Linked DNA regions of Mus musculus: region 1 is linked to region 2. The links are chromatin loops, found by intact Hi-C in ENCODE. Cell type or tissue: left cerebral cortex. All regions are shown on one strand. Links, peaks and the distances in the headings refer to the core of each region. The heading gives the core; the rest is flanking DNA.

Region 1 (7,958 bases), core at 1,967-6,966, 48 kb after region 2:
GGAGGCTTAGCTGAGGAACAATGGAGTCCACGACCTGCAGCCGAGCCCTCACTATGGTTACGTGACGGTATGACTGCAACTGTATGTGTTTGCTGATGGGTACCCACACCTGCGTCTCAGGCCAGGCAGGGGTGTGTGTGTGTGTGTGTGTGTGTGTGTGTCAGTCTCAGGGGCTGCGGGTGGCAACACTTGGGAGAATTCTTCAGAGTGTTTTCTATAGACTTCTACCGTAACTCATGTTCTGTAATGCTTGGTCTCTGTGAAAAAAAAAAGAGAGAGATTTTTTTTTTCCTAATGCATTTCAAATGCTATTTACATATTAGTTTATTTACCACCTTTCTTTGGCTAGGTATTTTTGTGGTGGTGTTGGGGATCAAATCCAGGAGGGCTTCATGAACTGCAGGCTCAGGGAGGGGTGGGGCAGGGACCCTACCTAGAGGAAGCTTCTTCTTCAACAGGCAAATTGTAAGGACAAAAAGAGATCGGGGAGAAGCAGCAAATTAAAGTGGACTTAAAAATAAGCAATGGAGTTGGTCGGACGTGGTGCACCCAGCACATGGTAATCCCAGCACTAACACAGCAGAGACAGGAGGACTGTGTGTTCAAGACCAGCCTTTAACTATATATGGAGTGAAAAGCTAGCCTGGGCTAAAGGTGACCCTGTGTCAAGCAAGCTTGTAAGCAGACAAACAAATAGGCAAGGCAACCAGTTCTCTCCCTACACCTTCCCCACAGGAAAGGAATACACTAACGGACAGAGTAAAGTCCTCTGCCCTGGGAAGCACCCTTGACAGACAATGGCAGGGATGGCAGCAGCCAAGGTGCGGTGCACGCAGAGGGTTCCGGCGCAGCCGCAATTCCATTAGGATTGGAGTTACAGATAGGTAGTTGTGAGCCACTTGTGTGGGTGCTGGGAATCAAACGAGGGTCCTCTGGAAGAGCAGCCGGTGCTCTTGGCCACTGAGCTGTTTCTTCAGCTCCCACAGTTGTGTTTGATGTGGGTAGTTACAAGGTGTTTGCTGCATGATAATTCATTACGCTTATATGGTTTTTTTTTTTGTTGTTGTTGTTGTTTTTCAGTTTTCGGTATCTATTTAATTTTTTCAAGGGTGAGGGGCTGGCAGGTTGGCTCACAGGCTGGCAAAAACTCAGAAGGCGTTGCCACCAAGCCTGACCACATGAGTTTGATTCCCCCAAACCACATAGTGGGAGAAAACCGACTAAAACGAATTGTTCTCTGACATCCACATGCATTCCGTGGCACATGTACATTGCTTTTAAAGCTGGGGGCAGGGATGTAGCTCAGAGCTTGCCTAACCTGCACAAAGCCTTGGGTTTGAACCCCAGCATCACGTAAACCGACTGTCTTACTTAGTACAGACCTCTGATTCGAGCACTTGGAAAGTGGAGGCAGGGGGATCAAAAATCTCAGTGGCATTGTGAGTTCCTGAGATCTCACGGGCTACTTGAGATCCTGCCTCGATTTCCAGCCTCCAGAAAAAAGGGATTTGAAAAAGAAGCCTACTCGGGATGCATGAACAGGCAGACTCGCAGGGTCTCTATCTTCCCTTGTTCCAATATTTAGTATAGTGTCTCTTCAGCCTCAGCCCGAAATCTAGTCCAGCATGAAATATGCAGATTTATTCGTCAGCTGGATTGACTTCCAGGGCTAAGCTGAGACCAGCTGGGGAGAAAAGGTGCTGTCCGAGGACTGTGCATTGACTCAAATGGAGAAGTTCTCAAGGAGGCTGGTTAAATGAGGGTGGTAATGGCTGGGGTGTAGACCACTGAAAGGTGATGATGAGGAGGAGAGGGGGGAGGAGGGGGAGGAGGAAGGAGGAGGAGGATAGAAGTGTACACGTGTGCTTTGCATGGATGGAAGAGGCTCAGTCACTCCCTCCCATTTCCTTCAGTCTCCCTCTCCCTTCCTCTTCTCTGGTCAAAATATAGGACAACATACAGAGTTTTAAACATAGAGTTTAACAGAGAGTTGTTAAAAACCTCTTTATCTTCATTTACTTCTTCTGATCATAGGTTCCTTGGGGTGTGTGTGTGTGTGTGTGTGTGTGTGTGTGTGTGTGTGTGTGTGTATGTGTGATCTTTCTTAAGCACATGCCCCACAGTCATCCTCCTGCCCCAACTTTCCACTTTCTCTTTTCTTCCTATTGCACTGGAAAAGGCAGAGCCATGCCCAGATGCTCCCAGGAGAGGGACAGTGGGGGACTCTTGATGGTCCTAAGACATGACCCCCACACCCGCCTACCTGCCTACCTAAGGCTAGCTGAGTCTCACACTTCCTCCGGGCTTCTGCTTCCCTCTGCCTAGGTGGAAGGTTCCCTAGGAGCCAGCCAAAGTTTTGATCTGAGGAGGCAGGGGTCACCAGCGGTGGAAAGACACAGATGACATCTTTTGGAGATGACTAGCCATAGTCCCCTGTCTGCTCTCATAATTGGGATGGATCACTTGCAGGTAGAGTAAATCGAGGCTTTGTCCAGGAGCTGGACCTGCCTCTGGGTTGCAGGGCTGCCTGATGGCCTGACATATGTGCTGTTCATCATGATAGCCGTTATCCACAGGAATGTCAGTGCAGTGTGAGGACCAGAGTTCTTAGACAATAAATGCTGCGAGGTAGGAATCCCAGAGCTTGGGAGGCAGAGACATGGAATCCCCAGAGTGCGTGTGCTGCCTGGGTAGATGCTGAACCAGCAAGCTGTGGGTGCCATTGAGAGAACTTACTGTAATATGTAAAGTGGAGAGTGTACACAGAAGCACGTGACATCAACCGTGGGCCTCCCCAGGCATGTGCACACATGTGAGCTTACACACACACACACACACACACACACACACACACACACACACACAGGAAAGCGAGCATGGCAGGAAGTGGTTTGTGCACTGAGGAAGTGCAGATATGATCTTATTTAGTTTAAATTTAAATAAAAATGTCTTATTGCCACACATGACTAGTGACTACCTTTTTGTGAAGGAAAGTTCTAGAAGTGGGTTTCTTAGAAGGCCATAGGGTCATGCCAGAAATCTTTCAAACCTGTTTGCCCTCCCCTTATGCACTCTTGCACATGCATGTATACACACGGGGGGCTTGTGCACACGCTCGAGATTACGCACACACAAGAACCAATGCTACCTGGCAACAGGATGCTCTAGATGCCATGTCATTGTATAAAAGTTCACTGTTGAAATCTTATCTCGAGTGAAGCAGAGCTACCATTGACCACAAGTGCCCCCACCTCCACCGGACTTCTTCTTGTCCTTGTGTGACAGAGATAAGCAAGCAGGAAACCATGCTCCAGCAAGTCTGCCTTGGGCAATCCCAGGCCTCAGAGCATGACATCCCATTCAGGCAAGCCCAGGCTCCCTTACACATCCCCTCTAGGAAAGGGGAACCAGCATCCATTTATGATCGGTGACGGGTGCACGTGTGTGCAGCCCAGCCATGAGAGTGCACAGCCCCACTGGCTGTTTGCTGCCATTTCTTATTGAGGATCCAAAGTTCTGGCCTTAAGTAAGAGAGATTTTGATCTTTTGCAAGACACTACCATGTTTTATAGACGTGTGCACGGGGTACAGATGAGCCCGCTTTTGATGGTTCTACCTTGGACTTTCCAAGTTCATGATGGAATGAATGTGTACCCGTGCAGCAGGTCTGTGTCTTACTTTCAGTGTGGCATTCAACACGTTACACGAGCTTGTCAACGATCAGTATAAAGCAGGCTTTGTGTCAGATTTCTGTGCCCAGCTGTAGGCTAACATAAGTATTCAGAGCTCATTCAAGGCATGTAGCGCTATGGTATCTGGAAGGTAGGTGTATGGAATGCGTTTATGACTGATGATATTTCCAGTCCACAGTGGGTTTCTCAGGATGAGGCTCCAGCAGCAAGGAGCATCTGTATTTACCAGATGGGTCTTTTCTCTTAGTTTCCACCCCCACTTTCCCACGCCTAGAGCCTGGAAGCATTCTGCCATCCTTGTCCTCTGAGTGAGTGGTCTGTGCCTACCACGGCAGCCTCTAGCTTGATGCCCCTGGTTCTCTCAGGCTAGGCTGTTGGCCCTTTACTTCCGACACCAGATTCTCCCTCCGTCCAAGGCTCCCAGATACATGCCTCCTTTTCTTGCACACAAACTTGAAATCTCCCAGGATATCACATCCCATCAATTTCAAATGTCCAGGAAGTAACCCTGCATGCACTTCTGTCTCCCCCCAGCCCAGTGGCATGTACGACTCTGCAGGCCATGGGAAGAGTCCTCATCAACAGGAGTGCCATTGTATCCCAGCCTACTCTGCGCAGATGGCGACAGAGCTCCTCTGTGCTAGCCAGGATTTCCTGTGTGCTGATTGCTGTCTGAATGTCCCAAGTAGTGCTCCCTTGTGTGCCTGCTTCCCAGTCCTCTAAAACCTACACCTCATTCTACCCAAGGATACAGGATGCACCTCTCTCTCTCTCTCTCTGTGTGTTTGTGTGTGTGCGCGCAAAATATATATAATATAACTGTCATCATTTAACCTTAAAAATTAAATTATATTGATTCAGTGTGTGTGTGTCCCCAAAAGTGTGTGGAGATCAGAGGACAACTTACGAGTCAGTTGTCTCCTTCTGTTATGTGGATCCTAAGATCAAATTCAAATAGACAGACTTGGCTATTTCCCAAGAATATGTAGTCCCCCCGAAACGTCACTCTGGGCCCTTGGTTGGTTGGTTGGTTGGTTGGTTGGTTGGTTGGTTGGGGCTGAGTTATGTCTCATGTAGCCTAGGCCGGCCTCCAACCTGCCATGCAGCTGAGGATGACCTAGAACCTCTGGCCCTCCTGCACACGTCCTGTGCACTGAGATGACAGGTGTGTATCATTACAGATGGTTTGAACAGTGCTGGGAATAAACCCAGGGCTTCATGCGTGTGGCACACTGAGTTACACCCCCAGCTCCGTAACCATTTTCTAAGGCCCAGCTCTATGGCATTTAGTGCATTCCCTCTGTTGTGCAATCATCACCGCTGTCCATTTATAGAACCTTATCATTATCCAGAGAGCTGTGCACAGTAGATAACTCCCCAGTCCCCGAGACCCGGAAAACCTCTGATCTTGCCTGTTTTGGGTGTCTCATGGGAGACAAACCATATACTGTGTGTCCTTCAGGTCTGGCTTATTTAATTTAACATATTTTCAAGGTTCATTCATATTATAGCATATATCAGAATCTCTCTCTAGTTGAGTAATGTTCCATTGTTGTTGTTGTTGTTGTTGTATGTGTGTGTGTGAGTGTGTGTGCTACCCTTTGCTTATTCATTTGATGGACACTTGAGTTATTTCAGCCTGTAGGCTATTACGGGCAGTGCTTCTATCTATATTGGGGTAATGACCTGTTTGTACTCCAGTTTCAACTCTTTTGTAAGGGTACTTATGAGCAGAATGACCGGACCACATGAGAATTCTGTTTTCCACTTTTTGAGGCTCTAGCAATCATTTTGGCACGCTGAACCTCTTTATATTCCTACTGATACTGCATTTAATATTTTAAAATCTTTTTAAACTATAGAAGTAACAGGAGGAGCCTGGTGTGATGGGGCACATCTGTGATCCCTGCTCTCACGCAGTGGAAGGAGGAGGGAGGATCAGTTCAAGGATCAGTTGAGGTTACCTTGGCTGCATGGCAAGTTTGAAGCCAGCCTGAGCTACCTGAGGATCTGTGTTAAAAATAAAACATCATGGCACATGCCTTCAATCCCAGCACTCAATCGAGGAAGAGGCAGGTGATCTCTTTGAGTCTGAGGCTAGGTCTACAAAGAGAGTTCCAGGACAGCCAGGGCTGTTATACAAAGAAACCCTGTCTCAAAACAGCAAACAAAAATTAATGAATAAACTAAAAATAAATCAAGGTGGCGGCCTTGTACCCCATCACCCGTTGCTTTTGTTAGTTGCTGCCACTGAGAGATAAGACGTGGGTGATTTCTCTGTTGGCACATGTTCTCCAGATTGCAGTCTATGTGGAGAATGCAGGGTCGGTTGAGCCTTGCACTGGAAGCCAGGATCCCAGAGCCACCTTCCCACAGTCTCAGCTTTTCCTAAATCACCCCCCACCCCCACCCCCATTGCTCTAATAAGCAGAACTGTGAGCTCCGTCTTGCTGGAGGGCCACCCACCTGGCCTGAGGAGGTTGACAGACAGGTCAGGCCACCTTCCCCTCTGGGAATACCAGGTTTCACTTCAGCAAGGAACTCAGCCAGAGTTTGTGTGTGTGTGTGTGTGGGGGGGAGCAGGCTGAGTGTGGGGGTGCATACACGTTCGAGTGCACACAAACACAAGTCCACACCAGGCTCTAGCAGTATTGGAGGAAAGGGTATTCACTATGAGAGCTTAGAGGGGCCCCAAGGCACTTAGTCCCTTCCCATGCTCAGAAAGACCTATTTAGGTCTGGCACAAAGCCACCCGGGAAGCCAAGGCCCAGCTTTTGCCAGTACCTTTCTCGGCAGAGCCCTGGGCAACTGCTGGGAGAGAGGACACAGAGGCCTGGAAAATCCATAAACGGAGTCGTCAGCCCCTGTGTCTTGGCTCCTTGACTGTTTATTGCTTCCTGCCCCGGAAAGCCCTTTACAAACACAGCCGCTTTGAGGGGGGCTGGAGGGGTGAGTGGGACCTGGTGGGTGGCCTACTGGCGCTGGGCGTCCAGAGTGCCCAAGGAACAGCATCTCTAAACAAGCCTACTGACTGTTGTCTGTCTTTGGCTGCCACCCTGTAGATTCCGGGGAGCAGGGTAGGAGGATAGGGGTGGATGAAAGGAGGGGGTGCTATCTAAGAGAGCTGAGACCCTCAGAGAAAGGCAGCGTAGCGCCCCAGAGAGTGTTTTATTTTGTCTTTGACAGAAACAGGGCCCTCACTTCTAATTTCTTTCAGGACTTCAGGGTTAAGCTCTGATGAGGTGTAGGCAGAAATAGAATGAAGACTTCACCTCCTGGGGACCTTGCAAGGTGGAGTGGGGAGTGGGGGAATGGGTGGCCATTCCCTAGGGCCTGTGACCAGCCCGAGGATTTCATGTAATCCAGGCTGGCCTCGAGCTTGTTATGTAGCATGATTGGAAGCATGCACCACCATGCCTCACATGAAACCTGTCTTCTTATTGTTTACATTGCTGTTATAAGAACAGAGGTGGGCTGGTGAGATGGCTCAGCGGTTAAGAGCGCCGACTGCTCTTCCAAAGGTCGTGAGTTCAAATCCCAGCAACCACATGGTGGCTCATAACCATCTGTAATGAAATCTGATGCCCTCTTCTGGTGTGTCTGAAGACAGCTACAGTGTACTTACATTTAATAAATAAATAAATATTAAAAAAAAATAAGAACAGAGGTTTTAACCGGGCATGGTGGCGCACGCCTTTAATCCCAGCACTTGGGAGGCAGAGGCAGGCGGATTTCTGAGTTTGAGGCCAGCCTGGTCTACAGAGTGAGTTCCAGGACAGCCAGGGCTATACAGAGAAACCCTGTCTTGAAAAAAACAAAACAAAACAAAAACAAAACAAAAAAGAGCAGAGGATATTTTGGGTTTTTTTTCTTCACTGACTTTTCTCCCTGGTAACCACATCTCTTCCCTCCCTTCCTCTTTCCTCAGAATTAACTACATCTCATGTCTTTCTTACCAGGGCTGATGGCTGAGATGTGATTCTGTGGGTTTGGTTGTTGTTTGTTTGTTAAAGGAATTTGATTATTACATTTATTTATTTATTTACTGTGTGTTCAGTGGCTGCCGGGAGGAGCGGGGAGGAGAGCAGAGGGTAAGGCTATGTATGCTCTGGCACGCCACATGCTTGGTCAGAGAACAACTTTTGGGAGTTGGGAGTTGGCTGACTCTCTTTCCTTTCACCATGTTCAAGCCTCCAGGATTGAATTTAGGTTTCCAGGCTTGGTGGCAGGTGCCTCTTTTCCCTCCCCCTCCTCTTCCCCCTCCCC
Region 2 (7,958 bases), core at 1,615-6,614:
CTCACTGCAGCCCAGATCAAAGAGAAGTCTGAGGGGAGAGGATGCATGCTAGCCTTTCTTCCTTTCTGAGTAGGTATCACTGCTGTGGAGCTCAGACATCGGCATCACAGGCCTGTCAATATGGCTTCACTCTCACCAGAGATCTTGGTGCATGTCCTCAGGACTACGGTGGCATCGCACTTCTGGGTCTGAGCAACTCCTGGGTTCTCGGTTTCTCCAGCATACAGACCACCATTTCTGGATTACCTAGTTCCTATCATGTGAATCAGCCTAATAAATCCCCTTTAACTTTTTTGATTATTTTTATCTTACTTTTATTTTTTTTTTTATGTTTTCAAGACAGTGTCTCTCTGGGTAGCCCTGGCGGTCCTAGAACTCACTCTGTAGACCAGAGTGGCCTCAACTCAGAGATCCACCTGCCTCTGCCTCCCACTTCTGGGTTTAAAGGTGTGAACCACCACCCTCTGCCAGTAAATCCTCTTCTATGATATGTTATGTAATATATAATAATACATATACATGTTTTGTTGGCCCCGTGCCTCCGTGCTCACCTTCTCACACTGTAGGCCACAGCCCCAGATTGGGTTGCATAACTGAATGCGAAGGTTACACAATTTTTGGAAATAGTAAAAGGTTTCTGAATGCAGTGACCCAAAATTAATTTGAAATCAAACACTCAATGAACCTGAGCCTTTTCTGGCAGCATTCACGCGTGTCGTATCCACGCTTCAACAGAGACTTTGTTCTGAACATACAACACACACATTTCACATCACCAATATCACCGCAGAAAACAAAAAAACAAAAACAAAATCCAGCTAATACACCCAGAATCACATTGGCTGGAATTCAAGAATATTTATTATACATTAAGAGTTGCATTCTGCCGGGCAGTGGTGGCGCACGCCTTTAATCCCAGTACTCGGAAGGCAGAGGCAGGCAGATTTCTGAGTTCGAGGCCAGCCTGGTCTACAGAGTGAGTTCCAGGACAGCCAGGGCTGTACAGAGAAACCCTGTCTCGGGGGAAAAAAAAAAAAAGAGTTGCATTCTTTATATGCAAAGTTTCCTGTTTTTTTTTTTTTTAAATAGAATCAAAGTAGTTTAATTATAGAAAACAAAGAGTTTTAATTTGTCACTCCCAAGAATGGATCAAATCACTGTTATTTGTTAGAGTGTTTGATTTTTTAAAAAAATTGCTGTTGGAGGTTGCTGACTTGACTTTCATAGACAGTATTAAATGAAACTAGGCATAGTGGCAGCGGCCTTTAATCCCAGCACTCATTGGGCATATGTGGGTGGATCCCTGGGAGTTTGAGATAGGTCTGGTCTACACAGTGAATTTCAGAACAGCCAGTGTTATGTAGTTGAGATCCTGTCTCAAGAAATATTAAGTGGATTTTTGCTTGGGATTAGAACAGATTCCAGAAATTTTTGAAATGGCCCTAAACATACCTTGCCAACTTGTACTCTGTGTTAAACATCACTGGATGCTCTTCCAGAGGACCTGGGTTTGATTCTCAGCATCCACATGATGGCTCACAACCATCTGTAACTCCAGTTCCAGGGGATCTGATGCCTTCTTTAGGCACACATGTGAATGCAGGCAAAACACCCAAATACATTAAATGAACTAGACCTTAATCAGCACAAGTAAGGGACCTGAGGCACAGAGAGTTAAGTGCCTGGCCCCAAAGTCATGTAGCAGGTTGAAGAAGTCCTAAAGTTTGGTGCCCACTGAAAACTATTAACCTCTGTGAACACATCCTAGGACCTAGTTTGTTGGAAGAGCAGGAAGGAATTGGGTGCTAGAGAAGGCTACTGAAGAAGCGTGGGGGTTGTTGGGGAAACCTTGTAGGATGGGCAATCTGTGGGGTGGGAGAAATTTCAAAGAAGCCTTAAAAGCACCTGGGGTTGTATCAGAGCCAAGAAGTGGGGTAAGCAGGAGGTTCATGGGTTTAGACAACCAGGTTCCTGCCAGGGCCTCCCACAGAGTGTAGCTCCTGGGATGACTGGGGAAGAAGGCCAGACCGCAGGAAAGAAAAGCTAGAATGAGGCTGGAACAAGTAAGAGATATGCGTCTCCATTTTAGAGGAAGTCTACTTCGGATGAGATGACATTACTAGGGCGATGGCTTGCGGGCAGGGCAGGATCAGGACAGGATTAGTTTAAAAGGGGGCATCTTGAAGTGTTGGTAGGCTTGAAGCAGAAAGGGGACGGTGGAAAGAAAGAACGGATTGGAGTTCTCTGAAGCAGGCAGGAAGTTTGGCTAGAGAGCAGGACGGGTCTCTCACCAGCTGTGGAGAGCAGAGCACAGGGGCTGGAGCCAGGCAGCAGCTGTGGGAAGAAGTAGGGGAAAGGGAAGGAAGGATGGCTACAGCTGGAGAGCAACAGAATACCCAGGAAGAGGGAGGGCAGGGACTGAGCTGGTTAGCCTCTGTGCCAAGAGGTGGCGTTTAGATGAGGGAGGAATGGTTTTGAGTTTGTTGTTAGCCTCCATGAGATCTCCAAGGGACCTGATGCTGGAGACCTGAGGCAGGCAGCAGATAAGAGGGGCTGGGTTGCAAGAGAACCTAACCTGAGCCTCTAGGTGCTCAGAGCAGCAGTAGGGGAGAGTGAAGTTGCTCTGGGTATGAGAAGCAGGGGTGGAGGTGGGGGTGGGGGTGTAGGGAGGCAGGACTGGGAAGCTGCTTCCGGAATCGACCCCAAAGGAGGACATTGAAAAGCTCACAGACAGGCTACTTCAAGGGTGACAATCACAGCGACTAGCTGGCTTTGCTAACGACTTGAATGAAAATACATTTCATAAGCATCCTAGAGGCACGCACAAACAGGAAAATCTCCAGATTGGTAGCCCCCACCCCAACCCCAAGTCCTGAAATGTCAAAGTGACTGGGACAGATTAGAGAAAGATTCTGCCAATAAGCAGAAAAGTGACAGGTGAAGTTAACACTACAGTATAAAGTGACAAACTCGATACCATCATCTAGGCTTTACTGGCCGAGAGGATAAATCCTGAGCGCTTGGTGACATCTCAGTCAGCAGCCACATCGGAGGACTTCAGAGTCAGAATTTTTCACGTGGGGTCCTGATAGTGTGAGGGTTCCCGGAAGCCGGGTGAAGGGGCATGGGCAGAGGGGCCGAAGGGAACAAGGGATTCTCAGAGGTGGGGTTTCTCCCAGGGTATCCTCAGATTCCACCTCGCTGAAGAAATTACCCTTGACAAGCAAAGGATGGAGACTCTGGGGCCTTGGTTTGTGATTTTCACCATCAGATGTCTCTTGGGTGAGCATGCCCAGACTTCTCAGCAAAGATTGTAAGTCTTCGGAAGAGGAGAGGGCTGTGTGCAGGGCTCCACACACAAATGGGCAGGCTCTTCCATCATTCCCTCTGTTCCCTTTTCTCATCTCCAAATTAGTGCACAAAACCAAACCACTTGGAAAATTAACCAGTTGATCGACCGTTTATTAAAACGTTTGTGGAATCCCTTATCGAGGCTCAGAAGCCTTTGAAGTAATGGCGAATGCTGGGTGGAGATAAGATGTTAGTGGGTGGTAACTTTGATTTTCCTAATCAACTTCACGATTTCCTCTGGCCTCAATATTACATTTTATTTCCTGAACTCTAACTCCGCAGAGCTGCCACTTTCCCACACTCCTGATGTCCCCAAGCCCAGAGAGGTTCGTGCATCTTCTACAGCCCTCACTAGTGGCTCCTCGTGTATGTCTGCAAACTCTCAGGTCAGCCTTGCATTTAGGTCCCCCTCTTTCCCAAATTTCCCACGTCTCAGGTCTCCTTGCTTTAACAACCCCTTAAGGTGCTTCCCAAGTCGGCAGAGCCCAAGCGCATCACACCGGGCCATAAAGGGAAGATCACAAGTCCTCAAGAGGAGCGGTCTGTGCAGGAATGCACAGAGGAGACTGTCCCAGTGTCCTCAGAGGCCCCTTGCCCCTTATCCCTCTCCCCTTGCCCCGTATCCTGCGCAACCGCATTGGCCTCGGGATCCCTATTCCTGCTTCCAGTCCTGGGGAGAGGGTCTGGGGGTGTCGCAGCCTGAGCCCCGCCGCGCGCGCAGCCCCGCTCCTCCCCGCGCGCCCCACTTGTGGCCCCGCCGGCAGCTTCGCAGGGACAGCTGCATTTCTCGCCGCCCGCCGCTAGGAAGCCGGCCTCGCCTCGCTTTCTCCGCCTCCCGGCGCCCAGCCGCGCCGCCGCGCCACCAAGCCGGGCTGCCGCTGCCGCCGCGGGACCGCGCCCCTCCCCCGCCGCCCGACCCCAGCGGCCCCGCGGGAGCGGACGCGCGTGCGGTGCTCGGTAAGACCCCGATTCGCTCTCGCCGCCCCTAGCGCGAGCTCGCGGGCGCCGCGCTCCACCCCGGCCCGGTGGCCCCACCTTCCCCGGGAGCATCGCCGAGGCGCGGCCGCGAGGGCCGGGCCGTCGCGAGTTTGAGTCCTCGCGCGGTGGCCAAGGCTGCCCGGGAGCCCGCGGCAGGTCCCCGGCCGCCCTCCCTCCGCCGCTGCCCGCCTCGTTCCTGGTCCTGGGCACAGGGAGCGTGCGGAGGATCCCGGGGCCGCGATCCGAGGGGTGGTCGCCGGCCAGCCGGCGCCGCGAGGAAGGGACGCGAGGCCTTGGGGAGCCTGCTCAACCCGGGTCTCTCTGCTCCCCGGTTCCCCGCTTTGTGTGGACACCCTCCCGGCTTCGCCCGGGCTTGGGGGCGCAGCCTGAATGGCGATGGCGAGGCGGGGGCCTGGGTTGGGAGCTGAACTCCTTTTAGGGGGAGGGGAGAATCGTTTCCTGCTCCCGCCGTGGTCACCGGTCGGTTCAGCCTTTTCTGGTCCCACCCGGTCCCCTGGGAGCTGCGTCTCTCCGCGACCCGGCTGGAGAAAGTTCAGAATGCGCTGTCCCCGCCCCTGCTCCCCCGCCCCTCGAACTCTGAGTGCCTGGGGCGCTGAGCTCCAGGGGGCCGGGGCTTGCCTTTATTCCTTCAGCGCTCTTGGGTTTCTCTCTGAATGGTTGGTGGCTTGCCACCCCAGCATGGGCTTGTCCATTTTCTTTCCTTAATAAAAAGTTTCAGCTTCAAGAAATTCATACTGCTATTAAATTCCTGGAGAGGGTGTTTTAAGGAAGAGAGATTTTTAGATTTCCTTTATTTGTTTGTTTATTTACTTATTGTAAGAATAGAGGGTGGGGGTGGATAATTGGGAAGATAGTGATGAGATACCCTAGAGGTGACGTCGGATAGAAGACCATGTGCCTTGGTCACCACCTGGTCCTCAGTAGCCTGAAACCCAGGAAATACACCTTGCAACACCCTGAGCCACCTGGCCCAGGAGAAGGGGTTCTGGAGTTGCTCTGGCCCTCCCAGCCCTAAGGTTCTTTACAGACCTATGGAGTTAACTATGTATGCTGTTTGAAGGCAGTGTGTGATACTAGGAGTCTCCTTATCTTATAGATGTCATCTCATTATGAAGTTTGGCTCCTGCTGGATCGAATGTGAAGTGGGACCTCCGTTTAAATGGAGGGATGGTACCTTTCTTTATGTAGCTTGGCTTGGGCCACCAGAGGTTCATCCAGAAGGTTGGATTGGAAATCACCCGTCCACACTCTCTTGCTGGATGGAGCAGGAGACAAGGAAACAGCTGGGTACAGTCTTGAAAAGCAGAGGCTCTGGGCAGTTAGGGTAGCTCAGGGTTGGTGAGAGATGGAGAAGGCCAAGTCTCAGAGTTAGACCAAGGGCCTCTTTGGGATCTGGTGAAAGCTATACCCTAACCACACTGCCCCAACATGCACAGGTGCTGGAGCATTCCTGTGCACTGCCAGGGGGCATAATATGTCCCCTTGGTGCTAGGGTTCTAATTAAGACCCCTATATTAAGAGTTTTCCGTCTAATTCAGGCCTTTTGGAGCAGATTCCAACTTTGTGGCTAGTTAGTAGATAATCCCAGGGGGCCCAAAGTAGAAATGCTGTGAGGTTCTTTCTCATGCCACTTTGAACTTGTGGCCATGGAGACCTGGAAGCTCTGGCCCAGCTCCCAGCTCCCTCCAGTTAGCTAGAGGGCAGGGGCAATTGAGGTGGCCATTCTCCCAGGACTAAGTTTGCTGTCTGTTTGGTGGGGAGGCCCTAGGTACCGTGTTAGGGCCACAGGGCTATTGAATGAAGGGGAAACAAAAGGATAAGTGTGGGTGAGTATAGGAGACGTTTTCAGGAGCCCCTGTTTGTCTTAGGGACACGAGGGGCCTCGTGGAGAGCATTCGTAAGTATGGAAGAAGAGTCTTCTTGGGGAGCCTTGGAGCAGATTTTCCCAAGAAAACAGTCAGGGTAATTTGCAGTTCTTTTCATTTCTTGAGACTTCAGAACACAAATGGAGGACAGACAAGCCACTGAGGCTCATTGCCTGTACAGTTCCAGAGACGGTGGTTCTGCTATTCTTACCCATAATGCTCTGGATGCTGGGCTGTTGGGATGCTGTGCAGGTGTCTGCTTGAGATCTGGAGGAGCCCAGGATCTTCCATGTCAGACTTCTCTGCCTCAGTACTCAGAAGTCTTCCTTAGGCTCACGCCACCTCTGATGGACCAGAGGCCCCCCCCCCTTTTTTTTTTTTTTTGGTTTTTCAAGACAGGGTTTCTCTGTGTAGCCCTGGCTGTCCTGGAACTCACTTTGTAGACCAGGCTGGACTCGAACTCAGAAATCCACCTGCCTCTGCCTCCCAAGTGCTGGGATTAAAGGCATGTGCCACCACCACCCGGATTTTGAATGTCCTTTTAATGAGGCCACTAATATTGTCTTTAAAGCCAGTCACAAACAGTAAATGCAGAAACCAGGCTTGGAAGTAGACCTCCCGTCTCATAAAACGCAACAATGGCGGTCTTGGTTTGAGTGTGGTAAGAAGTTCTGACTCCAGGGATCTAACCTGCAGCCTGCTGCAACCCGTGCCATCCAGCGCATGGGGAGTTCTCTTTAGCCAGTGAGTGTGTGTGTGGCTTGGTGTGCAGAACCATCCATTGTTTCCTTCAGAGTTCCCTAAAGTCACCCTGCTGTTACTAAGCAACAGAGCTGAGAATTTCTCAGAGCCTTGGGCTCACCTCTGACCAGGCAAGGTGAGCAGGAGCAGGAGGTGTCTGGGGTTTGCTGGCTCCTGCCATTATGACAAGTAACAGTTAGGTCTGAGGACCCAAAATGACGGTGGTCTAGCGGTCCCTGATATGGGAGTTGGAAGATGTCTTGGTGGCAAGCAAGGCTCTTGTGGCAGGGTCCACCTTGCCTTGTGTCTGGGATTTACCTTCCTGCTGAAACTCTCTCTGGCTGCCACATATTGGTGGGTAGACTCGAGATGTGAGTTGCCTTGGCTGCTCTGCTGTTTGTTGAATCCTCTCTGCTTCCAACCACCCATGTAATAAAGCAGCTAAAGTTCTCATCTTCAAAAGAGGTCACGAGGCCGGGATGCAGCCCAGTTGGTAGAGTGTCAATGTACTTTCCTAGCAGGCACAAAACCCAAGGTTCAATCCCCAACATCCTCTAAACTGGGTATGGTGGCATAAGCTTGTCATCCAAGCCTGGGGACGTGGAGGCGGAGGGCTCAGAAGTTCAAGGTCATCCTTGGCTACATAGAGAGCTTGAGGCCTGCCTGGGTTATGTTAGACCCTGCCTCAAAAAAAAAAAAAAAAAAAAACAACCTAAAAATAAAACTATTCATAAACATAGCTAGGAGGTGGTGGCTCACACCTTTAATCCCAGCACTCAGGAAGCAGAGGCAGGTGGATCTTCAGGTTCAAGGCCAGCCTGGTCTACAGAGTGAGTTTCAGGGCAGCCAGGGCTACACAGAGAAACCCTGTTTTGAAAAACCAAACCCAAACCTCAAACACCCAAACCAAACCAAACCAAACCAAACCAAACCAAACCAAACCAAACCAAACCATAAACCTATTCCTAAACAATAGATGGAGGAATTGCTTGGGAACACAAC

The links. A loop is a pair of places that touch in the nucleus more often than their neighbours do. Peaks named below come from ENCODE experiments on the same cell type or tissue, not always from the same donor. Only the 100,000 strongest peaks of a DNase experiment are listed, where the experiment ranks them.
Region 1: it touches region 2 in a loop (1.9-fold over the local background); 5 of 42 quality-filtered maps call a loop at or near these places.

The regions. Positions count from the first base shown.
Region 1 is chr11:88,142,549-88,150,506 of GRCm38, forward strand. All of the region lies in intron 1 of Cuedc1 (CUE domain containing 1), which reads left to right. Among named protein-coding and RNA genes, the nearest start is that of Cuedc1, 47 kb to the left of the region's middle. In left cerebral cortex, for the core only: no CTCF peak of the experiment used is centred there; DNase peaks (open chromatin) are centred at 3,910, 4,261 and 6,540; H3K27ac peaks cover 1,118 bases.
Region 2 is chr11:88,095,036-88,102,993 of GRCm38, forward strand. It overlaps Cuedc1 (CUE domain containing 1), which reads left to right and starts at 4,111. Exons shown (of 11, transcript NM_198013.3): 1 at 4,111-4,308. 2210416O15Rik (RIKEN cDNA 2210416O15 gene) reads left to right here and starts at 3,023. Exons shown (of 4, transcript NR_045499.1): 1 at 3,023-3,093; 2 at 3,180-3,282; 3 at 3,634-3,717; 4 at 3,827-5,072. In left cerebral cortex, for the core only: a CTCF peak has its summit at 4,134; DNase peaks (open chromatin) are centred at 2,386, 3,732, 4,176 and 4,829; H3K4me3 peaks cover 1,798 bases; H3K27ac peaks cover 2,101 bases.